7 separate regions of the Homo sapiens genome follow, and all the other regions are linked to region 7. Evidence: chromatin contacts called from ENCODE Hi-C or POLR2A ChIA-PET data. All regions are on one chromosome and are shown on one strand. The core of a region is the stretch at or near the end of the contact, and the rest is flanking DNA. Distances in the headings are between cores, read along the strand shown. Region 1 holds the start of EHMT2 (euchromatic histone lysine methyltransferase 2). Region 2 holds the start of NEU1 (neuraminidase 1). Region 3 holds the start of TRIM26 (tripartite motif containing 26). Region 4 holds the start of PRR3 (proline rich 3). Region 5 holds the start of ATF6B (activating transcription factor 6 beta). Region 6 holds the start of WHR1 (winged helix repair factor 1). Region 7 holds the start of TCF19 (transcription factor 19).

Region 1 (4,049 bases), core at 366-2,865, 740 kb before region 7:
TAGATATTGGGAAGTGGGGGTACAATAGCAAGAAACAATGGATAGTCATGGGGGTGGGGGGGATAGGGCACTTAGAAAAGAAAGAACACAAGAAGGGCTGTTGGGAGGGAGGGAGAGGAGTAGAGACATACAGTATTTTTTAAGAAAAAACATATTTTTTAGGATTTTTTCTGGAGTTTGGGGTTTTAGTTTTTCTGCTTTTGTTTTCCACAAAATAAAAAACAAAAAAAAACTTTTTTTTTTCCTTTACACTCTGGCAACTGCGTGTACATGACTATCCTGCCCTAGACAGCCTCTCCCTGTGATGCTGCGTTCTTAATACCTAGAGGTCACAACTCTGCATATCCCTTGCCTGAAGGAGCCCAGCCCTAAACATGGGAGAGGAGTGTGACAAGTGAGCTCCTCTGGTCAGGGACTCCCCCAAGTCCCCACCCCCAGCCCTCCACCAGTTCTGCAATCTCAACACTTAGCCAGGTACCTCACAGTACAAGTGATTGGCAGTCGTGGGGATGCACATGAACTCTATTTGAGGGACTTAGGATCAGTGCTAGGGATGAGCTACAGGTGGCCAACCTGCCCACGGAAATTGTAAGCAGGAGTCTGTTTGGTCATATTTTGTCTGGGGTAAATAGGTCATGTCTTCAGGAAAGCTAAAAAAAAAAAAAAAAAGCTAAGTTTGGATTAAGGTGCAGGGAAAACTACAATTCCCAGAAAGCTCTGGAATAGTTAACCAAAGAGAACTACAGTTCCCAGAAGGCCTTTAATTGGCCTCAGGTGCCCCACCTGCCTGTGTCAAATACTGCGTGTGAAATCATACAGATCTTTTCCAAACTCGACCAAAACGTAATACCTAAAGGGATGGTACCCTAAATACAGCTATCGAGATTGTCTATCTTGGTGTATATCATTTATACTTAAATTGTCCGCTGGGCTATGACCCACGGAGTACCTGACTGTGCTTATGAAGTGTTCGGCAAAAAAGGTTTACTTACTGCAGTGTCACCAGTCAGTAATGACGTTCGGGCCGCTGGGCTTACCTGGATCCCTAGTGCGTGTGAAGGTGTAACACGCCTGATATAAACAGAAGAGACATTTAGCCACAGGTTTTCAGAAGGGCACGCTGCTCCAGGGGACATGAAGCAGCATGCTAGAACCAGCCAAGAATAAAGGTGTCCTCCGCGTCCCTATCGCCCCTTCGTGCTCGTTAGAAAGAGCAAAAAGGCGAGGCCAAAACTGAGGCCAAGCCTTCTATCTGGTAACCCAAAAACTAGAAAGGCAGAAAAGCAACCAGAGGCGGGAAAAGCCCAACCAGGCCAGAGGAAATACAGCCGCTGCCGAGAGCCGAGAAGTTCAGAAGCTCCGCTTGTTACCTAAAACCAGATGGGGACAGAGACGCCACACCTGGGCCCAGGCGTGTCTCGCCCTCGGTCCCTGCAGAACTGAGGCCAGGAATGACAGGAATTCTCCCTTGCAGCTCCCAGCTTAGGACAGTCACAGCCATCTCCGAGGCCGCTCTCAGGGGAAAATGGCCAAAAAGCATGTAGCGGCTCCTTTAAGGCTCCTCCTCGCCCTCCCTCCCTCGCCCACGTGACCCGGGGCGGCCGCGCGCCGGCTCGGCCCCCAGCGCAAGCGGCGATGGCGGCGGCGGCGGGAGCTGCAGCGGCGGCGGCCGCCGAGGTGCGGAAGGGGAGGGGGAGAGGCGGGTGCATGCCCGCGCGCGCGCCCGGGGGAAGCGCGCGCCCGTGCAATGCTCCGGGGGTGCAACGGGGCCGGGGGGCCCGGGCGGGACTTGCAGCAATCCAGGGGGCCAGCACCGGGGGCGGATGAGGGGACCAGGGTGTGGGAGGTGGGGGGAGTGGGCACGGAGGCGCGCGTGCAGCCGCCGGCTGCCCCTGAGTGGGCGACGGGCGCCGGGGCCCCAGGAGCACGCGTGAGGGGCACGAGGGGCCGTCCACCGGGCTGGGGGGCAGCGGGTGCTGGAGGGGTTGGTGCCCGGGGTCCCCGCGGCCTGGGGGACAAAGGGGGAGCGGCGCGTGCAGCCGGGAGGAGGGGGCGGGGCCGGGGCGCGGAGGCCCCGCCCCCTCCCCCTCCTCTTCTCTCGGCCCCAGAGATGCGGGGTCTACCGAGAGGGAGGGGGTTGATGCGGGCCCGGGGGAGGGGTCGTGCGGCCCCTCCGGGCAGCCGAGGCCGCGGAAGGGGGGGGCCCCACAGAGGAAGAGGTAGGCCCCGGAGCCTACTCTCTCTTCCCAGGGCCCAGGCATCCTGGACCCCCCAACTCTCTACTGGGCTGACCAGCCCTCCTGTCCCTTGTCTCCCCTCCCAGGGGGAGGCCCCCGCTGAGATGGGGGCGCTGCTGCTGGAGAAGGAAACCAGAGGAGCCACCGAGAGAGGTGAGTGCAGCTAAAACGGGCCCCAATTGGACCGTCACCTTCCCTAAACACAGGATCTCCTGAGCCCTTAGCTCTGAACTTTTTCTCTTCCTCTACAGTTCATGGCTCTTTGGGGGACACCCCTCGTAGTGAAGAAACCCTGCCCAAGGCCACCCCCGACTCCCTGGAGCCTGCTGGCCCCTCATCTCCAGCCTCTGTCACTGTCACTGTTGGTGATGAGGGGGCTGACACCCCTGTAGGGGCTACACCACTCATTGGGGATGAATCTGAGAATCTTGAGGGAGATGGGGACCTCCGTGGGGGCCGGATCCTGCTGGGTGAGAGGCTGGGTAGCCTGGGGGGTTGGTGGGAAATTTCTGACTCTTGCCTTCTTTCTTATCTTGCCTTTTGCTTGCCTGTTTTCTAGGCCATGCCACAAAGTCATTCCCCTCTTCCCCCAGCAAGGGGGGTTCCTGTCCTAGCCGGGCCAAGATGTCAATGACAGGGGCGGGAAAATCACCTCCATCTGTCCAGAGTTTGGCTATGAGGCTACTGAGTATGCCAGGAGCCCAGGGAGCTGCAGCAGCAGGGTCTGAACCCCCTCCAGCCACCACGAGCCCAGAGGGACAGCCCAAGGTCCACCGAGCCCGCAAAACCATGTCCAAACCAGGAAATGGACAGGTGAGTGGGATGGGAGAGATGGGATAATCAACCATAAACCTTTGGTGAGCTCTTTTACAGTTTCACTTAAGGCTTCTACTCCATTTACTCATTCACATATTTAAGCAAGGGGCTGCTGTGTGTCAAATATTAGGCTGTGCTTGATCTGTGAACCAACAGACAGGTTCCTCTCTTCCTGCAGTTTACATTCTTGGGTGGTGAAAGTTTGATGTTAAAGAGTCAATTATATAGTTAATGTCTTAATTACTCTTATGATAATGACAAGGTAAGGGAATTTCAAACCACTCTTCCTTTCTACCTCAAAGCAAGCCCTTGGGGAACTCATCTGTCACTGCTCTATTTGTAAAGTTTTTCCTGGGAATCCCAGTGGGAAAGGAGATGAGGGCCACAGAAATAATAGAGGAGGGAAGTGACAAGGGCACCAGAAGCTTTATGACCAAGTTCTAGGGTTCTTGGGTCATACCTATTGTTGACCTAAAGGAAAAAACTGAGGCAAACTTAACATTAAGTAAAGTATATTTGGTCAGGTTTTGAGGACAGCCTTTAGGAGCAAAGATTCAAGTTGCCGTGAAAATACACTCTGATTAGCAGCAGTTATAAGTAGGGGTTTTTTTGTTTGTTTTGTTTTGTTTTTGAAGACAGTTTCACTATGTTGCCCAGGCTGGTCTCAAACTGCTGGGCTTCAGCAATCTTCCTGCCTTGACCTCGCAAAGTGCTGGGATTACAGGTGCAAGCCACCACAACCAGCCCACAAGTAGGTTTTTAAAGGAAAAGAAGATTGGATGACGTGAAGATATTGAAAAAAAACAGGCTGACTCTGGGCACACTGCGTAGGAGTTAGCCCTGCTCTGGAAGGAGCCGCAAAAAGAAAAAAAAAAAGATAAAAATTTTTTAAAAGATTGAAGAAATAACAAAGGAAAAGAAGAGGCAGTTCCTAAATTGTTTACCAGTTTACATTAGAATAACAAGCTATTGATCTGCTATACATTGTTCTTTGTC
Region 2 (3,364 bases), core at 401-2,900, 700 kb before region 7:
CCCCAGGCCGGTAGGCTCTCCAAAGAAGGAGCATTCTGATGGAGAGGTCTCTGCTATCTTCCCTAAGAAATCTCGGGTAGAAGTTAGCCATTAGAGGCCAGGCATGGTGGCTCACGCCTGTCATGCCAGCACTTTGGGGGACCGAGGTGGGCAGATCACCCTGAGGTCAGGAGTTCGAGACCAGCCTGGCCCACATGGTGAAACCCCTCTCTACTAAAAATACAAAAAATTAGCTGGGCGCGGTGGCGGGCGCCTGTAATCCCAGCCACTTGGGAGGCTGAAGCAGGAGAATCGCTTGAACTCAGGAGGCGGAGGTTGCAGCGAGCCGAGATTGCGCTACTGCACTTCAGCTTGGGCGACAGCAAGACTCCGTCTCAAAACAAAGAAAAAAGATTAAAAAAAAAAAAGAGCCATTAGAGAGACTTCCCAGCAGGTGGCTGTAGCGGCAGGGGATTTTCTTACTCTACAGCATGCATCCATTCAGGGTTTGCCAGTCTCCTCCTAAGCGACTGACATGCATTTTTTCCGCTAATTCTTATCATCGCTCTATGCAACATAATATTCCCGACCCCACTTCACAGGAGGAAACTGAGATTACATAACCTGCCCGGGGGTAAGGGTGGTGGTGCAGCTTGGATTCCAAATCCCGCAGGCAGCTTGCCTCCCAGTCCCCGATTTCCTGGCCCCAGGGTCCGCTCTAACCGGTCTCTGTTGCGGCTCAGTGGAAGACCTGGAGCGGAACAACGGCTCCCTGGACCGGCCCTACTACATGTCCAAGAGCCTTCTAAAGATTCTGGGCAAGAAGAACGAGGCGCCCCCGGACAACAAGAAGAGGAAGAAGTGACAGCTCCGGCCCTGATCCAGGACTGCACCCCACCCCCACCGTCCAGCCATCCAACCTCACTTCGCCTTACAGGTCTCCATTTTGTGGTAAAAAAAGGTTTTAGGCCAGGCGCCGTGGCTCACGCCTGTAATCCAACACTTTGAGAGGCTGAGGCGGGCGGATCACCTGAGTCAGGAGTTCGAGACCAGCCTGGCCAACATGGTGAAACCTCCGTCTCTATTAAAAATACAAAAATTAGCCGAGAGTGGTGGCATGCACCTGTCATCCCAGCTACTCGGGAGGCTGAGGCAGGAGAATCGCTTGAACCCGGGAGGCAGAGGTTGCAGTGAGCCGAGATCGCGCCACTGCACTCCAACCTGGGTGACAGACTCTGTCTCCAAAACAAAACAAACAAACAAAAAGATTTTATTAAAGATATTTTGTTAACTCAGTAAATCTGTGACTCATTCTCTCCACGACGACAGGCGGCCTTTTTTTTTCCGCGCCCGGCTCTTTAAAATCGGCCCCGCCCCTGTGACGTGTCCTGGTGCCGCGGCCAATCAAAAAGCCCAATAAGGATGGTGCCAGTCCCTTCTTCACCCCAGCCAGTCCGCTTCCCGTTCGGGTCACGCGCTCCGGGCCTCCAAGAGGGCCTCCAAGAGGGCCAATCGGAAGGGCAAGCTTCGAGATGCTGCGTGATCACGTGGGAGGAGATGAGCTACTTGAAGACCAATTAGAGTCCGGGAAGCGCGGCGGGGCCTCCAGACCGGGGCGGGCTTAAGGGTGACATCTGCGCTTTAAAGGGTCCGGGTCAGCTGACTCCCGACTCTGTGGAGTCTAGCTGCCAGGGTCGCGGCAGCTGCGGGGAGAGATGACTGGGGAGCGACCCAGCACGGCGCTCCCGGACAGACGCTGGGGGCCGCGGATTCTGGGCTTCTGGGGAGGCTGTAGGGTTTGGGTGTTTGCCGCGATCTTCCTGCTGCTGTCTCTGGCAGCCTCCTGGTCCAAGGCTGAGAACGACTTCGGTCTGGTGAGTCACCCTTTGCATAGCCCCATCCCCGACCCGCGCAGGTGATCGACACCTAGTGTCCCCCGGAACGCGGGCGGCTGAGCCGACTTTCCGCGACAGGACCCTTTTCTTTCTCCCAGACCCCGTTTCCTCCTACCGCTCCCAGCCCCTCTCCCTCTCCGGGTCCCCGTCCTTCTCCTCATTCGAGCCCCTTCCTCTTTTGGGGTCCCCTTCCCTCCCTGAAGGCGCCTTCTCCTTTCGTAGACCCTCCCCTGCTCCGAGCCTCCAGCTTCGCTCCAAACTCCCCTTCGTGTTCCTCTTTCTTGTTCTGGGACCCCATCCCCTACTCGGGATCCCCATTAGATCCTCCCTCTCCCATCGGAACGTGGGTTCCTAAAACCCCCAAGACAAGTTTGTCTTTGTTGACCCTTCCTCCTCCCATGACAGGTGCAGCCGCTGGTGACCATGGAGCAACTGCTGTGGGTGAGCGGGAGACAGATCGGCTCAGTGGACACCTTCCGCATCCCGCTCATCACAGCCACTCCGCGGGGCACTCTTCTCGCCTTTGCTGAGGCGAGGAAAATGTCCTCATCCGATGAGGGGGCCAAGTTCATCGCCCTGCGGAGGTCCATGGACCAGGGTATAAAGATGTCTGGGTGAAAGAGCCGGTGCTAGGTTGGATGGGTGGGCAGCCCAATGAGCCCAAGGGCCCTGAGGATAGGGGAACTTAGAGGGTTGGTTGCCTGAGTCCCTGAGGGGTAGAGGGAACCCGAGAAGGGCAAGTGTCTAGGACAGTGATCTGGAAATTGGGATCACCAAGGAGTTGGACATTCACTTAGCAAACATTTATTGGGTACTATATACCTATACCAGGCACTATTTTAGGTTTCATGAATATAGCCACGAACAAAACAGATCAAAAATCTCTGCCCTCAGGATTTAAATTGTACTGGAAGGAGACAGACAAGCATAATAAACAAGTAAACTTTTTTGTCTGTTGCAAGGTGATAAATGCAATGGAGAAAAATAAAACAGGACAAGAGGTATAGATAGTGCAAGTGTTGGATTGCACCCTGGGACCATCGGAAGGCCTGAGGTCCCTAGCAGAAGGTGGGAAATTAACGGGAAGTGGTAGAAAGGGTACCTGCAGAGTGCTCACTCTGGGTTTCTTCCTCCAATTTTTTTCAGGCAGCACATGGTCTCCTACAGCGTTCATTGTCAATGATGGGGATGTCCCCGATGGGCTGAACCTTGGGGCAGTAGTGAGCGATGTTGAGACAGGAGTAGTATTTCTTTTCTACTCCCTTTGTGCTCACAAGGCCGGCTGCCAGGTGGCCTCTACCATGTTGGTATGGAGCAAGGATGATGGTGTTTCCTGGAGCACACCCCGGAATCTCTCCCTGGATATTGGCACTGAAGTGTTTGCCCCTGGACCGGGCTCTGGTATTCAGGTCTCTGTCCTAGGAGATAGGTGGAGGGGGCTGCCTTGTGGAGAGTCTGAGGGATACCCCCAAATGGACTCCTTTCCAAGG
Region 3 (3,615 bases), core at 2-2,501, 950 kb after region 7:
AAATGTGGGCGTGGTTTCTTCTGAATGTCCCACCCACTCCACTATACATTGCTTAAATGCAGTGCAAATTTCCCTACCCCCAGCGGAGGAGGGGTGAAGATTCAGCAGGTTTTAGGGTCTAGGACCCTGAGCTCCTCCATTCATGAATACCCAAACAACTGTAGCCCACCCTCTCACCACTGCCTAGGCGGACGACCAGTGTCCCCAGCTAGATCTCTACCCTTAGGAGCAGGGCACTGGCTGACCCGGAGAACCTGCGCCGCCTCTTCTCAGCCTGCTGCCAGCCCAGTGCACGAGCTGAATGCCGCTGCCGCCTGGCTGGCCGGGAAAGACGGGGATCTTGACGCGGCGGCGCCTGGGACACGGCAACCGCAGCACAGGGCATGGCCCTGCGGCTGGACCGGACGCGGCGGCTGCAGGCAGAGCAGGAAGAGAGCGCAGGCTGGGCAGCGGCGTACGCTTCGGCGACGTCAGCTTCCGGGGCCGTGGACGGGGGCGCGCCCGAGCCTCCTGGAAACCTCCCCACCAAGGACCTGGGGAACCCAAGTCTCGGCCCGCTTTGTAGCCTCTGGTTTCTAAATTCAGCGTCGAGGAGCGAAAACAACCCCCCTGAACTGGGCCCAGACCCTTAAGCTCCTGGAACCTCAGTTTTTCCTTCCGTCGAATGGCGACAATGGCTGTCTGGTTGAACGTTATTTTACCTAGGAAGTAATAATTTTCGTAAATAGGTCTCTGAGAGTATTTGCTTGCTAAAATCCTGCTTTGTCCTGGAAGCAAATTTAGGCCACGTTAGGGGCGGGGACTTCGTATTTGATGTTGAGCACCTGGCGAGCGCCACCTTCGCCTCAAAGCGCCCTCGGACCCTGATCCAGCATAAGGCCAGAGTTGGGCAGTGAGGGGTCTCGAGAGGTGGAAAGGGGATTATTGCCCTCTCAAGAGTCCTACGTAGGTGACTCCTAAGCCTTAGCATTTACTCCCTTAGACCGTGTAACAGGCCACCCCAATTACGCGCCAAACTCAGGCTGCGGCTCTTGGCGCAGCCTCGGTCCCGCCTGATTTCAGTTTCCATTTCGCTGCCCCTGGTGCCCCACCGCCCGCGGCTGTCTGGGGATTTGCCCGGTGATCAGTGACGTAAAAGAGACTAAGGTTCCCATTGGATGGCGAAGTTCGGCAGGAGCCAATCCCGGGGCTGGTCCGGGAGAAATCTCGGCGAAGGGCCCCGAATAGCCGGGAGATTACGGGGCGGGGACGAGCTGTCGCGCTGGTTGCTCGTGCAGGAGCGGGACCCGGAACAGACCGCCGTGAGAGAGGAGGGGTGCCGGCCGGGATTCGCGGCCCGGAGCTCGGGACCGGTGAGTAGGGGGTGCACATGAGACATACAGCGAAGCAACAGTCTCGTACGCTCACCGGGTTTGGGGCGACCCAACGCAGCCGCCGGGCCCGGGTTCAAAACGGGGCCAGGCCCCCGGGCGGGCTCAGGAGGGGGTCAAGTTCGCTGCGTCCTCCCTGCCAGCCAGATCCCTCCTGTTTGCTTGTCCTTACATTCTCCCCCTCCTCTTGGGTCTTTCTCGCTTTCTGGTATCCTACTCAGACTCCCATCCATTCTAGTCTGCGGAACCAGAAGTAAGCGGGGCCTGGATGACCGTCCGGTTGCTTGGAGCCTGGTAGATAGGCGACTAATCCAGCTCCCTGACCAAAGTGTCATGCTTTCTTTCTCTTTCTTTTTTTTTTTTTTTTTTTTGTTCGGAGTAAACCGGTTTAGCCACAAATACTTGGAGCTGTGCTTTCACTCCTTCCAGCTCATTAGCATTTTTCTTACTGATTTTCTCCCTATTTGGCCTTAGAAAAAAAGTGTAAATTTAACTCTGTGGAGTAAATGGGAGGGACACACTTCCAAATCTCCAGTAGATTTCAAATTTTGACCCACGATTTGTGTGTACTTCAAAAGAGGGGAGAATGACATTCGTTTATGCATGCCTTAACCTCCTGTTTTTAACTCTTAGCTGAAATCATAATCCCTAACATGTTTTTCCCCAAGTTCAAAAAAATCACCTTTAAAAAAAATAGGCTTTTTATGTTTCAAAAATTGCAATTTTATTGTTTAAGTAGACTTTATTTCTTACAACACTTTTAGATTTACAGAAGAATTGAGAAGATAGTACAAACTTCCCACATGCTCCAAACCGGATCCCCTGTTATTAACATCTTACCTCAGTGTGGTACATTTGTTGCAGTTAACCAATATCAATACATTATTATTGACCAAAGTCCATAGTGTGTTCAGATTTCCTTAGTTTTTACCTCAGTACTTTTTCTGTTTCATGATCCCATGGAGGTTACCACATTACATTTAGTTGTCATGTCTCCTTATGCTCCTCTTGGCTGTGGGAGTTTCTCAGACTTGTTTTGATGACCTTGACAGCATTGAAGAATACTGGTCGTGTATGTTGTAGGATGCCCCTCTATTGGAATTTGATGTTTTTCTCCTAAGACTGGGCTTATGGGTAACTGGGAGGAAGACCACAGAGGTAGATTGCCATTATCATCCCATCGTATCAAGGGCATGTACTAACATGATTTATGACTTAATATTGATTTGGGTGAGATAGTGTTTTTCAGGTTTCTCCACTGTACAGTTAGTCTCTTTTCCACTCTTTGCGTGTATTGTCCTCTTTAGAAGGAAGTCACTAAGTGCAGCCCATACCTAGGGAGCCAAGAGTTATATTCCCCCTTCTTGAGGGCAAGTATCTACATATTATTGTTTGCAGTTATTCTGCATGGAAGATTTGTTTCTCTCTTCCCCCAATTTATTAATTTATTCAATCATTAATTTCAGTGTAGACTCAGGGACATTTATTTTATACTTTGGTTTATAATCCAATACTACTTAATTTTGTTGCTCAAATTACTGTGGCTTTGGCTGTTGGGAGCTCTTTTCACATTGGCTCCTGTGCTCTTTCATAGTATTTTTATAGAGCTTTTTGCTAATGAGACACTCGTACTTATGTGACCTTGCCTCAACCTCAAATAGCCTGGTAAACTTGGCAAAATATTTTCCCCTTGTTAAGAGGTAAGGAGACTGAAGGCCTAAGGCAGTGGGTGACTTCTTAGATATCACTTCCTGCAGGGGAGTAACAGGTTGGACTCAGATTGTGTGTGACCACCACAGAAGACACTGCAAACCCCCGAAGAGAGTCCATGGTCTGTATTGAGGCTTCTTGGAATGACTTCAGACTTGGACCCCCCCAGGATCAGAATAGAAAAGACACAGAGAATGGGAAATTGGTTTGAGAAGACAAAAACATAAATTGGCTGGCATCAGGATGAATTAGATTTTGCCAGCTTTATAGAAATGGAATTTTGTTCTTCCCCCCAAAATTGTGTGTGTGTGGAGGGAGGCCAAGAGATATCTAGGTAATGTGTGTGGGCAAGAATGTCTAATCTAAAGAGAGCCCTGGAAGCCTGCTGCTGAAGCAGAATTTTAATGTGGGAAAGGGGGGTGTGTAGTGAAAGGGGGAAGAATGGAGATGGCAGGGCTCTGGAATTAGAGGAGGTCATTCATTTCACAAACATTTGCAGACCCCCTACTTTGTGCCAGATATTGGAGATAAAAAG
Region 4 (3,569 bases), core at 267-2,766, 600 kb after region 7:
CATCATAAATGAAGTGTCCACACATGTATGGGCCTGTTATTGGACTCTTCGGGACATAAGTCCTATTGACTTATGTCTATCATTGTTTCCAAACTGCATCGTTGTAACTATTGTAGCTTTATAGTAAGTCTTTTTTTCTTCTTGTATTTAGAGACAGGATCTCACTATGTTGCCCAGAGTGGCCTCAAAAACTCCTGGGCTCAAAGGATCCTCGCACCTCAGCCTCCTGAGTAACTGGGACTACAGGCGTGTGCCACCATGCCCAGCTTACAAATCTTGATATTCATAGTAAGCCCTCCCACTTCAAGATTGTCTTGATAGTCGCCTTGATATTTTGCATTTCCCTATAATAATGTGTATTTCCACAAAAACATTATGGGTGTTCTGACTTGGAATGCATGAAATCTGTTTATCAATTTGGGAAGAAGTGACATTTTTACAACATTGAGTTTTTAAATCAGCAAATATACAACTTCTCTCCATTCATTTAGGGATGGAATCCCTGATCTTTTATTTTTAAGTCCTTCCTGGGTTTTATCCCCTCCCTTGCTGTCTTCTCTACGACCTAATACAAGGATCAGGGCCCCTTCCTCCTCACCTGACTTAGGGTCGCCAGGTTTTCCATTGGCCATGGGGGGAGGGCCCAGAAGGCTGGGTGGTCCTAAGAGCAGACATGAAAATATGGTCATCAGAATGGATTAAAGGACTGATGATTCTGTTCTTAGGTGTTTTTCTTGTATTACTTATTTCTTAATTCAACCAGTAAAGTCAGGTATATTTTCAGCAGTCTTGGGAGTTCTCACCCCATCTATCTGCCCTTTTTTCTGCAAAGCTGTTTCAGGGTTTGCAAAAAGTAGATATTCAATCAAAGGGGATAATGCAGGAAAAGATACTGACAACTTTTTTTCTTCACCGTACCGTCGCTATCCAAAACAACCTAAGTGTCTCCAGACATGAACCAATCCCTCACCTTAACTGCTGGCCAGAGGACTAGTTTAGAGAAAGCTGCACCTGTACCTTTTCAGTCAAAGTCTGGATACAAACTGTCATCCCAGTCATCGCAATCTGCAACATCTCTACTACCCCTTTCCCCTACTGTTCTGCGGCTGCGCAAAAGAGCTCTTTATTCTCTCCACCCCCGCCTTCTCCAGAAAGGTCTGGGGCCGTATTGAGGTTGATGGTTCCAGTAAGAGAACTCCTGGTTCAAGGCTCCATTTGGGAGAGCCCCACTTCCATCCCTCCCCAGCGCGTGCGCCCTTCCTCCTTCCGTTACAGCCCCCTCCTTCGCACCTTATTAGCCCCTAGCCCCTTGCCCGGACGGGCTTGACAGGCATGTGCACATCCCTCCCAGACCCCTCACCGATGGGACTCCCATCCTCCTCATCTCCAGTCTCTTCCCGCTCGGGCAGCGGGGGCTGCTGCTGTGTCGGTGGCTGGTGATGATTCTGCTTCTTTCGTTTCGGCATCGTGTCTGCGGCAATGGCTGCAGCGGGATTTGGAGGGTAGTGAGGAAGGGGCACGCGGGGATTCTGTTTCCGCTTCCGGGGGGTCGGTGGGCAGCAATGCTGAGGCTCCCGCCATTCCACTTCCGGAAGGTTGCGGAGAACATCTGCGGCGGCCGCATTCCGGAGCCAACTGCCTCCCTCCGTCTCTGCCAGGCATGGCGGCAACCTCACACCTTCCCTTTGCTGCGTTTCTATAAATGCTTTGAAAAAATTACTCTTTTCTTCCCTCGCTGGAAAACACCACAACCAGCTCCTCAGAGTGTGTCACAGAGTCAACAGGCTCTCGGGCCAGAGGGCCTGAGAAGAGGACTGTCGCACCGTAAGATCGCCACATCCGGTCCTCGGTTACTATGGTAACAGCTGCAGGCACAACTTCGTGCCCTTTGACCTCCCCCCAAAAGTCCTTGTCCCGCTTGGGTTTCCCTTCTCGCCCGCTTTTGCACTTATGATCTGTAAACCTGCTCCTTATCATCGTTCCCACAAGGAATTTGGGTCCCAACAGGTCGGCACCCAGGACTCTCAGACCGCCGCCCTCCCCTAAAGACCTCTGACCGTGCCCCCGGTGTAGTCCAGCAACCTGGACGCAGTCTCGGCTTTCCACTAAGGTCAAGCCCGGGGCTTTGTAGTATAGCCTCAGCGTGTCCACGCCCCCTCTCCCCTAGGTAGTAGGCCCCGCCCTCCGCTCCGCCGCCCCCTCCAGGTGAGTGGTAGGTTCTCCCGGGAGCGCAAGGTAGTGATGACACGCGCCCCCCCTCCTCCGAACGCGAGTTGGTAGCGTCCGTGACGGAGTTAGCCTGGTCCTCCCACGCGCGCCTCCTTCCTCGCCGCCGGGGCGCCCTCTCGGTGCCACTGGCTCTCACGTGCCAGTAGCCCACCCCGCATCATCCTCTCGCCTCGCTCCTGGAGGGAAGTGACTATATCTCCCCCGTCCGCCTTCCATCGCCGCCGCGGCGGTAATTCTGTCGGGCCCGCCCGCTGACGTCACCTGCTAGCCCCGCCTCCTCTAGGGTCCCGGGCCCCTGCGGCGGGGGCTGCCCCGGGGGGCAGTCAGTTGAGGCGGCGGGAGCTCGGCGGAGGGCGGGCCAGGTGACTGGTCCGGGCCATGCCGAGGAAGAAGCCATTCAGCGTGAAGCAGAAGAAGAAGCAGTTGCAGGACAAACGGGAGCGGAAGAGAGGTCAGTGCGGGAGCGGGAGGAGGGGGCGGGGCTCGGGCTTCCGCACATCTGGAAGGAGGGGTGTGCCCGCTGCACCTCTGGGGATCGTGGGAGGGGGTCGTGGGACCGCGTCAACCCTCGCGGCCTATCGCGGAGGGGATCCCCCACCCCCCCTACATCTGGAAGGGGTGGGGAAGGATGGAGAGTTGGGGGAGGGGAATCCCTCCAGCTAGCACGGGGCGCCGTCCCCACTGCTCCCTGAAGGAGTGACTCCCCCCACGCACATCCGGGAGGGTCCCAAATAGGGTGTCTGGGAGGACTGAACATCGGAAGAAGTTGAGTGGGATGAAAGGGAGTCAGGCCGATGGGGGAGAGGGTCTTATGGCCCCTGAGAGCTGGCCAGCACTGGCGTCACCGGCCCCTCCCCGCAGGGCTTCAAGATGGGCTGCGCTCCAGTTCCAACAGCCGCAGCGGGAGCCGGGAGCGGCGAGAGGAACAGACCGACACCTCGGACGGGGAGTCTGTGACCCATCATATCCGCAGGCTTAACCAGCAGCCTTCTCAGGGGCTGGGTCCACGAGGCTACGACCCAAATCGGTGAGGGTGGGAGGGGGCGCTGGTCCCGGCTTTCCCGCCTACCCGGAAGTCAGAGCTTTGGGGGAAAGCGGGCTGCTACTGGTGAAGACGGTGGGCCTGGGATGCCACAGTTCTCCGCTAGCCACTCGGCTCCCCACAGCGGGCCACAGTCTTCCTTTCCAGAGGGGCTGGAGAGAGTTGGGCTTTTAGAAGGAGAAGGCTGAGTATTGCCTGAAAGAAGGACTTGGGGGAAGTCTGACTTGAGAGAGGAGACTTGAACGACTCTGGAGAGAATGGTTTGCGAAGTTGATTGTACAAGAGGGGAGAAAATAGG
Region 5 (3,697 bases), core at 1,103-3,602, 970 kb before region 7:
CCTTCCGAGTAGTTGGGATTACAGGCGCGCGCCACCATGACCTACTAATTTTTGTATTTTTAGTAGAGACAGGGTCTCACCATGTTGGCCCACTTTGACTCTTGAGCAGCCTGGCCAGCCCGACCGCGCCAAATTCTGTTCGATTCTGCCTAGTTCGGTTGCTCTGGCCTAGTTCAGTTGCTAAGGCCTGGAGCTTCATGGTTGCGGAGGAAATGATGTCACGTTCAATAGGCGGGCTAACCAGATTCCTCCCTTCTCCCGATTGGCTGCCAGGAATTTGACTAGATTCGGAGTCTCGCGGGCTCCAGGGTTAGTTGTCAGTATCTTTCCCAGTTGTTCCGCCCCCTACCCCCGCCTCCCGCACCGCGCCCCTCTCCGGCTGCCCTCTCCGCGTGGGGCAAGGCTCCGAGGGCAGCATTCAGTAGCCATTTAGCTTTGGAAGGAGAGGTGATTCGAATGGCCCGGCTCCTCCTGTCACCATGCTAGGCACTTTGGCCGCGCAGGTACTTATTGACCCGACCGGGTGTCCGTAGTTGGCGCGGCTACCTTAACCGCAGGGAATTGTGGAATTTATAGTTCTAAATTATATGTGGGTGGAACGGGGAAGCTGGAGCAGATTTTTGGAGGAAAGCAAAACTGGGGACTTTCAGGACTAGGGGCCTGGGTCTCAGAAGAATGGGAAAGGACGAGAAAGGAGTCTAAATAAGAACCCTGCTATTAGCATTGTTTGGTTTTCTTTTCAGGTGCTGACCTGAACCTGGTTCATCCCTTTCTGACCAAAACTGTTCACTCACCGTGGAAGGGACTAAGCATCCATATGGAGACGCCACCAGTCAATACAATTGGAGAAAAGGACACCTCTCAGCCGCAACAAGAGTGGGAAAAGAACCTTCGGGAGAACCTTGATTCAGTTATTCAGATTAGGCAGCAGCCCCGAGACCCTCCTACCGAAACGCTTGAGCTGGAAGTAAGCCCAGATCCAGCCAGCCAAATTCTAGAGCATACTCAAGGAGCTGAAAAACTGGTTGCTGAACTTGAAGGAGACTCTCATAAGTCTCATGGATCAACCAGTCAGATGCCAGAGGCCCTTCAAGCTTCTGATCTCTGGTACTGCCCCGATGGGAGCTTTGTCAAGAAGATCGTAATCCGTGGCCATGGCTTGGACAAACCCAAACTAGGCTCCTGCTGCCGGGTACTGGCTTTGGGGTTTCCTTTCGGATCAGGGCCGCCAGAGGGCTGGACAGAGCTAACTATGGGCGTAGGGCCATGGAGGGAGGAAACTTGGGGGGAGCTCATAGAGAAATGCTTGGAGTCCATGTGTCAAGGTGAGGAAGCAGAGCTTCAGCTGCCTGGGCACTCTGGACCTCCTGTCAGGCTCACACTGGCATCCTTCACTCAAGGCCGAGACTCCTGGGAGCTGGAGACTAGCGAGAAGGAAGCCCTGGCCAGGGAAGAACGTGCAAGGGGCACAGAACTATTTCGAGCTGGGAACCCTGAAGGAGCTGCCCGATGCTATGGACGGGCTCTTCGGCTGCTCCTGACTTTACCCCCACCTGGCCCTCCAGAACGAACTGTCCTTCATGCCAATCTGGCTGCCTGTCAGTTGTTGCTAGGGCAGCCTCAGTTGGCAGCCCAGAGCTGTGACCGGGTGTTGGAGCGGGAGCCTGGCCATTTAAAGGCCTTATACCGAAGGGGGGTTGCCCAGGCTGCCCTTGGGAACCTGGAAAAAGCAACTGCTGACCTCAAGAAGGTGCTGGCGATAGATCCCAAAAACCGGGCAGCCCAGGAGGAACTGGGGAAGGTGGTCATTCAGGGGAAGAACCAGGATGCAGGGCTGGCTCAGGGTCTGCGCAAGATGTTTGGCTGATTAAAAGTTAAACCTTAAAAGAGACAGGAACTTGTGAATTGTGGTCTGTGCTGTGAGATTTGGGGGTGGGGGGCCAGAGGGAAGGTTTCAGCCCATATCCCATTCTCAGCTTTTGGCTTCCTAGGGGAGGTAGCAGTGGTCACAGTGCGCCCCTTTTGAGGGGCTTATCTATCTCCGAGGACACATAGAAGCTGTCTAAACTAAACTTAGTAGTGGCTGGGGGAGATGGTGGACCTTAATACTGGGTACTACATCTCCCAGGCGCTTTATCACTGGAGCCTGTTTGGCGCATGCGCTTGGCGGTATGGCACTGTCTGGAAGTTACTTCCTGCTGCTGTGCTCCCATTGGGCCCGCCTACACAGTCATCCGCATCTGTTGATTCACGTGCTCAGCACCCAGGTCTCTTACTGGTCGGTAGAGCTTCCGGGACGCCCCCTTTTTTGAAAGAGTCAACTGATTAGTTGGTGATGGGGAGAGGCGGGCCTTGGGAACCGTCTCCTGGTTGGGGGGTGGGGGGGAAAGATGGCGGAGCTGATGCTGCTCAGCGAGATTGCTGACCCGACGCGTTTCTTCACCGACAACCTGCTTAGCCCGGAGGACTGGGGTCTGCAGAGTGAGGCACCGGGGAGGGGAGAGGGCTGTGGCAAACTGTCCCTGAGGCACGCGGGAAAGAAGCGGGGGCCTAAAGAGGAAGTCTGGGCAAATACGGAATCCGCCATCTGAAGGAGAGCGGAGCAGGGGGCTCGTTGTGCATTAAGGGGGATACAAAAGTCAGGGAAGAACTCTGCTCCCTGCTGGAACGTCGAGTTGTTCCGGGGTCGGGGAAGGAGGGGCTGAAGCGCCCTGGTTGTATCACTTTTCAAGTGGGCGGGCGGTGGGTCTGGCCGAGCGGAGCCAATGAGGGATGGGGCGGGGGCTTGTGTGCGATCTGTAGGCTGGGGCCACCGAACGACCCCCCGACGCTCAGCATTTCTTGCAGACAGCACCTTGTATTCTGGCCTAGATGAAGTGGCCGAGGAGCAGACGCAGCTCTTCCGTTGCCCGGAGCAGGATGTCCCGGTATTGTGTCCCCAGCCTTTCTCTAACCCTTGGTGGGTGGAAAGTGAGCCCAGAACCTGGACCCATTCACAGGCCATAACTCATCTGGAGTCACCCCTACTTTCTCATCCTTTCTCACACTCCTGCCCTCTTGTATCCTCCCTTATTTAGTTTGACGGCAGCTCCCTGGACGTGGGGATGGATGTCAGCCCCTCTGAGCCCCCATGGGAACTCCTGCCGATCTTCCCAGGTAAGGTAGTCTTTGTCGTTCCCTCAGATTTCCAGAAACCCTCATCTTCCCACTGTTTCCCAGAAACTACGTAGCTTCCTATATCCTCACGCTTCTACATAAGTGCCTATCCTCTCTCCTTCAATCCCCTATTTTTGTTTCTTCTCCCTTGCTGCGGTACAGGAATCCCCACCGACATGTCCTTGGGTACTTTTTGGACTCTTCTTAAGCTCTGCTTCCTGATAATTTCTAACTCCCTTTCCTCCAGATCTTCAGGTGAAGTCTGAGCCATCTTCCCCCTGCTCTTCCTCCTCCCTCAGCTCCGAGTCATCGCGTCTCTCCACAGAGCCATCCAGCGAGGTGAGAGAGCCATATCCCTCTTACTCTCTGTGACGGGGACTCTGCTTCATTCCCTTCACCCGTGGGTGACAAAGAAATGATTTAAATGATTTGTGTGCTATGAGTCATGAGGTGTGTGAGGTGTGGGGGGCCTTCTCCACTACCTTTGCCGTTTCCTTAATATCTTCATTTTCCACATCCCCTTTGGTTATCTAGCAGTGAA
Region 6 (3,607 bases), core at 271-2,770, 810 kb before region 7:
GCAGTTCAAAAATGTAGAGTCCCAAATCCCGCCCCAAGAGAGCGTAATTCATTAACCTTGGATGAGTCCCAGGAACCTGTATTTTTTTTAACAAGCAGCCCACGTAATTTTGACACAGGCATAATAACTCAGCTCATATATTCAGTAACACTGCCTTAAATGATGGTGTTTCCCAGCATTGTGGATTTGACCCTATTAACTTCCACTCTAAACCTGGAGTCCTTAACCACGGACCTCGCAGGATTAGTAAAATATTTCCCCCCTAACTATACATACACCCTATGTATATGTGGCAAACGTGCATTTTTCTGGAGAGAGATAGCCATAGCTTTTATCACCTTCTAAAGATTACAAAAAGGTTAGAAATCACTCCTCTACCCACTCTTCCTACTGGATCTCACCACATCACAGAATTAACCACTTGCTATTCACACCTCCATGACTTGTAATTCTATTATCACTGGCCCAGAATTCTCTCCAACTCTCATATCCAACTGTCTAATACCTTTGTCTTTGGATGCTCCACATGCACCATCAACTCAACTTGTATAAAATTAAACACATTATCTGTAGTCCAACAACTAAATGTGCTCCTAATACCACCAGCCACGCAGTCATCTGGAAAGTCTGAGTTGTCCTGGACTCCTCCCTCTTCCTCACTCTCCTCTCCCTCCCTACTGCACTGACCTAATTTAGGCCTTCACCACTTCTCAGATGCAGTATCTTCTTAGCTGACCTCCCTGCCTCATCCACTATCTCCAATACACCATTCCCTCTCTCTATGATATTCTCTACCAGCCCATCGCCTCAGTGTAAGATGGAAACAACACTGATGTACAAGGCCTGTCATGATCTGACGTCTGACTGCACTCCCAGCGCTGTATGTTCGAACCATGCCCCATGACTCGGTTTCCCCAAAAGCCTCGTTCTTCTACCTCCATGATTTGAAATGCCCTGTACTACCTGCGGGACTTTTAACAGGGTCTCTGTGGCACCCCAGTGCCTGGCACAGTGCCCTCGCCTGAAAGGCCTAATGCTTGCTGAACGGCTGGCGGAGTGACTGAGTGACAGGGAATTCCAGGAGTTAGGAAAGGGGCTTCCGGCGGTCGCACCGACGCCCCTCACCAGCTGCCGGTCGGCCACGGTCCTGTCAGGCACAAGGCTGTACACCTGGCTCCTCAGCACGATGGGCGGCAGCGCGTCCTCAAACAGGCCTCGCGGGAACAGCTGCATGAGTTCTGAGACAGCCGCGCGCGCCGACCCTGGGCAGATAAATCGGCTCACGGACAGGGAACTGGGGCGGGGACGCGGTTCTAACAAAACTCTCGGCTACCGGAAGCGAGGCCCCACCCCCGGGGTTGCCATGGTTACCTGGCTCACCCCGAAGAGGATCCGACTCCACAGGCCCTCGCTTCCGCCGCCTCTTAACTCCAAAGGTCTCCGGGATCAGGTGATGCCTCTTCCAGCTCATATCCCGGGATTTTATGGTACCGGGGAAGGGGTAGGAATGGAGGGAAGAGAACCTGAAAATAGGGTCTTCCGGCGCAGAGCAGTGACGTACGGTCTCCCCGGGCGTCCCTCCTAGACCAGGTGATGACGAAAGGAGCGTCAACTTGTCGTCCCTCAGGCCCGTCAGTGCTGGGAGGGGCGGTGGCGACGCACATACCAGCATCACCTCCGCCAGGCCGGGCCCCACGCCGGCCGCGGATTGGCTCCCTCCAAGGGCACGCACGCCCGGGGACTCGTTGGCGGCGTGGAGGGGCGCCGGTGGCCACGTTGGTGTCAACCTCCTTCGTGAAGCTCACACCTCCCCCGCCCCGGGAGGGGTTTGCCCGCCACTGTCGCTGAATGATTGCATCATCGAAAGCAGAAAACCACTTTTGCATCCTTCGGCCTCTGGCGTGCCTGCCATGACGTCATAGCTCTGCGGAGGTGGAAGTTGGGGAGCTTTGAGGTAACTGGATTCTTGATCTGAGCGCAGACGTCCTTCCTAACCTCACTGCATTTGGAGGACCTGGAGGGAGGGTGGGTGAAGGGCAAGGAAAGAGGCAGGATGAGAGCTTGGCCGCGGTGGCGTCTGAGGGGCCTGAATGTTTCAAGGCCAGAGCCTGGCGATCAGGTGGCTCGCTTAGTCCTAAACCAGTCATCCTTCTCCAGGCCTCCTCTGTAGAATGGAAACTCTGTACCCCTGCTTGTCTTAGGACCTCATGGATCCCAGGGGGACCAAGAGAGGAGCTGAGAAGACAGAGGTAGCTGAGCCTCGGAACAAACTACCTCGTCCAGCACCTTCTCTGCCCACAGACCCTGCCCTCTACTCTGGGCCCTTTCCTTTCTACCGGCGCCCTTCGGAACTGGGCTGCTTCTCCCTGGATGCTCAACGCCAGTACCATGGAGATGCCCGAGCCCTGCGCTACTATAGCCCACCCCCCACTAACGGTCCAGGCCCCAACTTTGACCTCAGAGACGGATACCCGGATCGATACCAGCCCCGGGACGAGGAGGTCCAGGAAAGGCTGGACCACCTGCTGTGCTGGCTCCTGGAACACCGAGGCCGGTTGGAGGGGTGAGCAAAGCGTGGTAGGCAGTATATCTGGAGACCCGTACCTACCCTCTAAAATTAGGAGAGCCAAAGCCGGGGTGAGAATCAGTCCTTAGAAGAAACAAGACTATTCTTCGAGGGGAGCATCTCACTAATGCTTGTGTCAGACCTTCAGCCTGTAACTCCTGCCTCTCAGGGGTCCAGGCTGGCTGGCAGAGGCCATAGTGACGTGGCGGGGGCACCTGACAAAACTGCTGACGACACCGTATGAGCGGCAGGAGGGCTGGCAGCTGGCAGCCTCCCGGTTCCAGGGAACACTATACCTGAGTGAAGTGGAGACACCGAACGCTCGGGCCCAGAGGCTTGCTCGGCCACCGCTCCTCCGGGAGCTTATGTACATGGGATACAAATTTGAGCAGTACATGTGTGCAGGTGAGTTGCCCCTGCTTCATAGCCCCCTTCCCCTTCCCAGAGGTTGAGAGCCCCCCACGCCTGCTGCTGCTTCTCTCCTTGTGCAGACAAACCTGGAAGCTCCCCAGACCCCTCTGGGGAGGTTAACACCAACGTGGCCTTCTGCTCTGTGCTACGCAGCCGCCTGGGAAGCCACCCTCTGCTCTTCTCAGGGGAGGTAGACTGCACAGACCCCCAAGCCCCATCCACACAGCCCCCAACCTGCTATGTGGAGCTCAAGACCTCCAAGGAGATGCACAGCCCTGGCCAATGGAGGAGTTTCTACAGGTTCAGGATCGGGGTGGGCAGGGCGAGAGCTTAGGCTTGAAGGCTGGGAAAGGGACTTGGGGAGGAGGGTGAAGGCAGAATGGAGGGTGCACGAGGGGTCCCACTGATCCCTTGCTTTTCCTGTCAGACACAAGCTCCTGAAATGGTGGGCTCAGTCATTCCTCCCAGGGGTCCCGAATGTTGTTGCTGGCTTCCGTAACCCAGACGGTTTTGTCTCTTCCCTCAAGACCTTTCCTACCATGAAGATGTTTGAATATGTCAGGGTAAGGGAACGATGTTGCAGCTCCCACCCGTATCCCCAAACACCAAGACCACAGGTCTAGCATCCAG
Region 7 (4,011 bases), core at 1,161-3,660:
TTTTTAGCAGAGACAGGGTTTTACCATGTTGGCCAGGCTGGTCTCATACTCCTGACCTCCTGATCTGCCCGCCTCAGCCTCCCAAAGTGCTGGGATTACAGGCGTGAGCCACCGTGCCCCGCCCTAAGGTCCAGTTTTCAAACATGCTCACTCTCCCCCAGCTCCAGCTCGTTCAGATCCTAGCTCTACCACTTACCAGTTATGTGACCCTGGGCAAGCTTTTTGTTTGTTTGTTTGTTTGAGATGGAGTCTCGCTCTGTCGCCCAAGCTGGAGTGCAGTGGTGCGATCTCAGCTCACTGCAACCTCCGCCTCCCGGGTTCAAGTGATTCTGCTGCTTCAGCCTCCTGAGTAGCTGGGGTTACAGGTGCACGCCACCACACCTGGCTAATTTTTGTATTTTTTTTTCAGCACAGATGGGGTTTCAACATGTTGGTCAGGATGGTCTCGAACTCCTGACCTCGTGATCTGCCCATCTCGGCCTCCCAAAGTGCTGGGATTACAGGCGTGAGCCACCGTGCCCAGGCTTTTTTAAAAAAATTAATTAATTTTTTGGTAGAGACAGGTTTTCACCATGTTGCCCAGGCTGGTCTCGAACTCCTGAGCTCAAGTGATCCACCCTGCCTTAGCCTCCCAAAGTGCTGGATTATAGGTGTAAACCACCATGCCCAGCCCTGGACAAGTTCCTTAACCTCTTTGTGCCTCATTTTCCTTTACTGTAAATGAGGATAATATTAGTACCACCTACATTCAATACACTTAAAATAGGGCCTGGCTCATAACAGTAAGCACTAGATGAATGTTGGCTACTATAGTCTAATAACCATAACACTCCTACAGCTGACTTTACCAAGAGGCAGTGGCAAAACTCAAATGTGAATCTAGGCTTTCTGAGGCTAACTGCCTCAAGTCACGGAGAAAGACATGCCCAGATTATTAAAAACATTATTCAACATAGAACTGCCCTAACCCAGGAACAGAGTGCCTCAGCAAAGCTGGAAACTGAATCAAGTCTAAACTTGGCCTCTAGTGGCCTCAGAACATCCCCACTGTGATATCTTTCTGATGATATCCCAGGTCCTGTATGAGCTAAACGGGACCAAAAAGGGTCAGTCTGGCAGAGAGCTTCTGACTGTGCACACTTCTGGTGGGAAGATGAAGGTCTGGACCACGACCATCCATCCAATCTGATGGGAGTATGGGAGGCAGGCAGCAGGGTCTTGTGGAGACCTTACTCATTCCAGCCTGGCGCTTCAACCACCCAGGGGCAAAGCTGCCCTGCTTAATGCTCACCTTGGCTGCTGTGGTCTTCCAGGCTGACCCTCCAGTCATCACCCCGGGGCTCGGCATGCAGTTCGGCGTGGATCCCAGAGATGAGGCCAGGCTCCTGCTGGGGCCGCAGGGCCACATCACACAGGTCGGCCCTGTGGCCCAAGCGATAGGTGCAGCCAGCCCCGGCGGGGGGGTGGAAGGTGTAGAGATCACCGCCCCTGCCGCCCCCTATGCGCAGCAGTTGGAAGCAGGGCAGCATGGGCGGTGCCCCCTCTGCACCACCTCTTCCACTTCAGGCATCCATTTCCTTTCCCACTCCTGGGCCACGCACCGCTGGCTTAAGTTCGCTTCCCAGTCTGATGCAAACTTGAGTTGTGCTGTATGCGGTTTCAACTTTGAGCACACTACCTGAATAGCCCAAATTCAGAGTGCAAGCAGCCTAGGACTCAATGCAAAATTGGTTAAGCCGACTTGCAAATGAAAAATTCCAGGAAGGTCTCCGTGCAATGCAAACTCAGGAACACGTCCTATGGCACCTCACTTGAGCTGGATCCTCAGATCGCAAAATATTTGGGGAGCCTCCAATCTGCAAGGCAAGGATACTTTAGGCAGCTCCTGTGTGTGTCGGGGTGGCGGGGCGCGGGGAAGGAGGTCCTGTTATACACACGTCTACGTGCAATACGAACACATCACCTCTGTGTAATTCGGAGAAGAGTAGCTTCTTCCTGTCAAACTTGCTTATCCTAATAGAGCACTCCTGCTTGCCTGCGCCCCGATCTTCTGGCCAATCCCTCACTCATAACTGGTTGAACCTCCGAGGGCAATGAATCCACTGTCATCCCCCAAAAGAAAGTGCAAACGAGTCCTTAAGTACTCCAACAAATTGGACCTAAACCCCTACTTCCCGGCTTCTCTAGGTGGGATAAAAACAGGAAGGAGCTCCCCGCGATCATGCAAGGCATACCCGGCCTTTTCCCACTCCGCCCCAGCCCCGTTTCGGATCTACCCGCGCGGCGCAGTCTCCGAGTAGCCTCCTCTTCAAGCAGTGCCAGCCTGTGCGGCGGATCCCGGGACCCCTTGGGCTCCTCGGCAGGAGCCGACGTTGCTGCATCTGTTTGACAGCCAAGAAGCCGGGGCCAGGAGGGGCGCGGCCTCTGCGCGCGGGCAGCGCCTACCCCTCCTTCGGAATTCCCGGGCCCGAACTTCGCGCCGAGCGAGCCCGCCCCCGTGCCGTTCCCGATTGGCCAGCTCATGTGTTCTCTTCCGCGCCATTGGACAGCGCCCCAAGATCTCCCGCCTTCCACTTTTTCTGATTAGTTCACAAGTTTTCCCGGGTTGCCGCAGTGAGGAGGAGCCGCCTGGGCGCGGAGATGCTCCGACGCATTTAGTGGGCCCAAATTTAGACGCCACTGCGCCTGCGTACACCTTTCCCCCTCCTCCCAACAGAGTGAAATAGGACTTTAGGGCGCCCGCCTTGCGCAGGCGCGGTCAGGGGCAGAGGCGGGGCCGGGAGCGAGGCGTAGGGGGTGTGGCCAAAGCGCAGTAGGGGGCTCTCGCGGTTGGTAAGGGACGTTCGGGAAGAGTCGGTTGGGGGCGGGAAGGGGCTGAGCGGGGGTCCTGGGAGGGTTCAAGGGGTCCAAAGGGGAAGGGGGTACAGGGGCCAGGTGAAGGGACAGATGAAGAGATCAGAACAGCCTTAGAGCTCACGGGCTAACTGGGTGAAGCCTCGGGTATCTAGGGGAGCAGTGGTGGGAGAGTAGAGCCGGCTAGCGTACAGGGGGCGAGGGCAGGCTATTGAGAGATGGGGGTGAGGGTCAGGACCAGAATAATTCCTTCAGAAAAAGGTAGATTAGGTTGTAAAAAGGGACGGGAGTAGGGATCCCAGATTCGGGTAAAAAATAGATTAATGAGGGTGGGAGGGTGGGAGGAAGATCTTAAAGTGCCCACTATGTGTTAGGACTCGAGAAAGAGGAGGCGGGCAGCAGGCATGGAAGCTAAGGGGATAGTAGAGAGAAGCTGAGAGAACAGCCGCAGGAAAGATTTGAATAAGATGTCAGGACGCTGGCTTTTCTGCCTGGGGATCTAGGCGGCCTGGATTCCCAAGGTCTTGGGGAGGGTCTAGCCCTGCATGTGGCCACATTCAGCTGGGGCCAGGCCTTGGGCCAGCACTTTAACAGGGAAGGACCCAAGAGTCATGGCCTGCTGGTGTCTGGATGGGCTTCCCTCAGGCCTTGCTGAGCCATGGAGAGAACTCTGGAGATGGCGCTCAAGACCCCTGCACTGTGTACCTCCTTTCTCACCTCTGGCCAGGAGCAGCAGGGACCATAGAAACTTAAGGAGGAGGGTAGAGGCACTGCCCAGAATCCTGAAAGTATGAGTAAAGCCTCAGAGCCCCTCTCAGTCTGTCTCTTTCAGTAAATTCTCTCCACTTGATAGTTGCTTGGGTTCCATGAGGAACCAGGTTGAGACAAGCAAGTGAATTTGGGGTATCTCCTACTTTGGGGAAGTAGGAAAAGAGCTAAGCATCGGGTGGACCTGGCTATAATTCAAGGATTATGACTTTGTTATTGTAGGGGCTTTCTCTTTGGAAGGTGGCCTGAAAATTGAATTGGAGTGTCTTTGTTTCTCCTCTTGTCCAGGGGAACATAGATGGCTGGAGACAGAATCTAGAGCCTTCAAATAATGTGGAGATGTTTCCACCTTCAGGTCAGTGGGACCAGACAAGGGGAGTGGTGGTTGTC

Evidence for each region. Hi-C counts contacts between places; a loop is a spot of excess contacts on that map. ChIA-PET counts read pairs that join two places held with the same protein, here RNA polymerase II (POLR2A). Pooled maps may share reads with other maps.
Region 1: a map with no recorded cell type shows a loop between it and region 7 (12-fold over the local background). The contact joins the promoter of EHMT2 here to the promoter of TCF19 in region 7. A Hi-C loop is called at or near these places in 1 of 37 single-sample maps with no recorded cell type and 5 of 50 pooled maps. POLR2A ChIA-PET finds 5 or more read pairs at or near these places in 2 of 52 experiments (B cell and GM12878).
Region 2: a map of naive thymus-derived CD4-positive, alpha-beta T cell shows a loop between it and region 7 (7-fold over the local background). The contact joins the promoter of NEU1 here to the promoter of TCF19 in region 7. A Hi-C loop is called at or near these places in 1 of 168 maps with a recorded cell type or tissue (naive thymus-derived CD4-positive, alpha-beta T cell) and 8 of 50 pooled maps. POLR2A ChIA-PET finds 5 or more read pairs at or near these places in 1 of 52 experiments (WTC11).
Region 3: a loop to region 7 is called in a pooled map, with 9 times the contacts of the local background. The contact joins the promoter of TRIM26 here to the promoter of TCF19 in region 7. A Hi-C loop is called at or near these places in 1 of 37 single-sample maps with no recorded cell type and 7 of 50 pooled maps. POLR2A ChIA-PET finds 5 or more read pairs at or near these places in 1 of 52 experiments (activated naive CD4-positive, alpha-beta T cell).
Region 4: a loop to region 7 is called in a pooled map, with 13 times the contacts of the local background. The contact joins the promoter of PRR3 here to the promoter of TCF19 in region 7. A Hi-C loop is called at or near these places in 1 of 37 single-sample maps with no recorded cell type and 13 of 50 pooled maps. POLR2A ChIA-PET finds 5 or more read pairs at or near these places in 2 of 52 experiments (Caco-2 and GM12878).
Region 5: a pooled map shows a loop between it and region 7 (11-fold over the local background). The contact joins the promoter of ATF6B here to the promoter of TCF19 in region 7. A Hi-C loop is called at or near these places in 6 of 50 pooled maps. POLR2A ChIA-PET finds 5 or more read pairs at or near these places in 2 of 52 experiments (PC-9 and naive thymus-derived CD4-positive, alpha-beta T cell).
Region 6: a map of CD8-positive, alpha-beta T cell shows a loop between it and region 7 (4-fold over the local background). The contact joins the promoter of WHR1 here to the promoter of TCF19 in region 7. A Hi-C loop is called at or near these places in 3 of 168 maps with a recorded cell type or tissue (CD4-positive, alpha-beta T cell, CD8-positive, alpha-beta T cell and HL-60/S4) and 5 of 50 pooled maps.

What each region holds. Positions count from the first base shown.
Region 1 is chr6:31,895,264-31,899,312 of GRCh38, reverse strand. EHMT2 (euchromatic histone lysine methyltransferase 2) reads left to right here and starts at 1,615. Exons shown (of 28, transcript NM_006709.5): 1 at 1,615-1,677; 2 at 2,324-2,390; 3 at 2,489-2,707; 4 at 2,797-3,050. The coding sequence starts at 1,636. It also overlaps a transcript of C2 not described here. RefSeq lists enhancers at 1,098-1,692, 1,776-2,472.
Region 2 is chr6:31,861,107-31,864,470 of GRCh38, reverse strand. It overlaps NEU1 (neuraminidase 1), which reads left to right and starts at 1,650. Exons shown (of 6, transcript NM_000434.4): 1 at 1,650-1,853; 2 at 2,280-2,472; 3 at 3,021-3,283. The coding sequence starts at 1,695. It overlaps SLC44A4 (solute carrier family 44 member 4), which reads left to right. Exons shown (of 21, transcript NM_025257.3): 21 at 723-1,279. The coding sequence ends at 844. RefSeq lists enhancers at 1-219, 220-843, 844-1,469.
Region 3 is chr6:30,211,042-30,214,656 of GRCh38, reverse strand. TRIM26 (tripartite motif containing 26) reads left to right here and starts at 1,251. Exons shown (of 10, transcript NM_003449.5): 1 at 1,251-1,352. RefSeq lists a silencer at 391-573 and an enhancer at 32-920.
Region 4 is chr6:30,555,242-30,558,810 of GRCh38, reverse strand. PRR3 (proline rich 3) reads right to left here and starts at 1,516. Exons shown (of 4, transcript NM_025263.4): 1 at 1,361-1,516; 2 at 599-661. The coding sequence starts at 1,466. It overlaps GNL1 (G protein nucleolar 1 (putative)), which reads left to right and starts at 2,322. Exons shown (of 12, transcript NM_005275.5): 1 at 2,322-2,680; 2 at 3,091-3,256. The coding sequence starts at 2,608. RefSeq lists enhancers at 1,349-1,913, 1,914-2,478, 2,479-3,044.
Region 5 is chr6:32,126,901-32,130,597 of GRCh38, reverse strand. ATF6B (activating transcription factor 6 beta) reads left to right here and starts at 2,352. Exons shown (of 18, transcript NM_004381.5): 1 at 2,352-2,481; 2 at 2,848-2,927; 3 at 3,078-3,156; 4 at 3,404-3,495. The coding sequence starts at 2,391. FKBPL (FKBP prolyl isomerase like) reads left to right here and starts at 310. Exons shown (of 2, transcript NM_022110.4): 1 at 310-503; 2 at 744-1,891. The coding sequence starts at 818. The coding sequence ends at 1,867.
Region 6 is chr6:31,970,276-31,973,882 of GRCh38, reverse strand. It overlaps WHR1 (winged helix repair factor 1), which reads right to left and starts at 1,520. Exons shown (of 7, transcript NM_004197.2): 1 at 1,372-1,520; 2 at 1,126-1,262. The coding sequence starts at 1,471. DXO (decapping exoribonuclease) reads left to right here and starts at 1,745. Exons shown (of 7, transcript NM_005510.4): 1 at 1,745-1,954; 2 at 2,202-2,563; 3 at 2,736-2,971; 4 at 3,058-3,277; 5 at 3,405-3,540. The coding sequence starts at 2,208. RefSeq lists an enhancer at 1,248-1,958.
Region 7 is chr6:31,156,988-31,160,998 of GRCh38, reverse strand. TCF19 (transcription factor 19) reads right to left here and starts at 2,410. Exons shown (of 4, transcript NM_007109.3): 1 at 2,277-2,410; 2 at 1,292-2,102. The coding sequence starts at 1,529. It overlaps CCHCR1 (coiled-coil alpha-helical rod protein 1), which reads left to right and starts at 3,197. Exons shown (of 18, transcript NM_001105564.2): 1 at 3,197-3,614; 2 at 3,910-3,976. The coding sequence starts at 3,399. RefSeq lists a silencer at 1,548-1,731 and enhancers at 2,955-3,455, 3,456-3,956.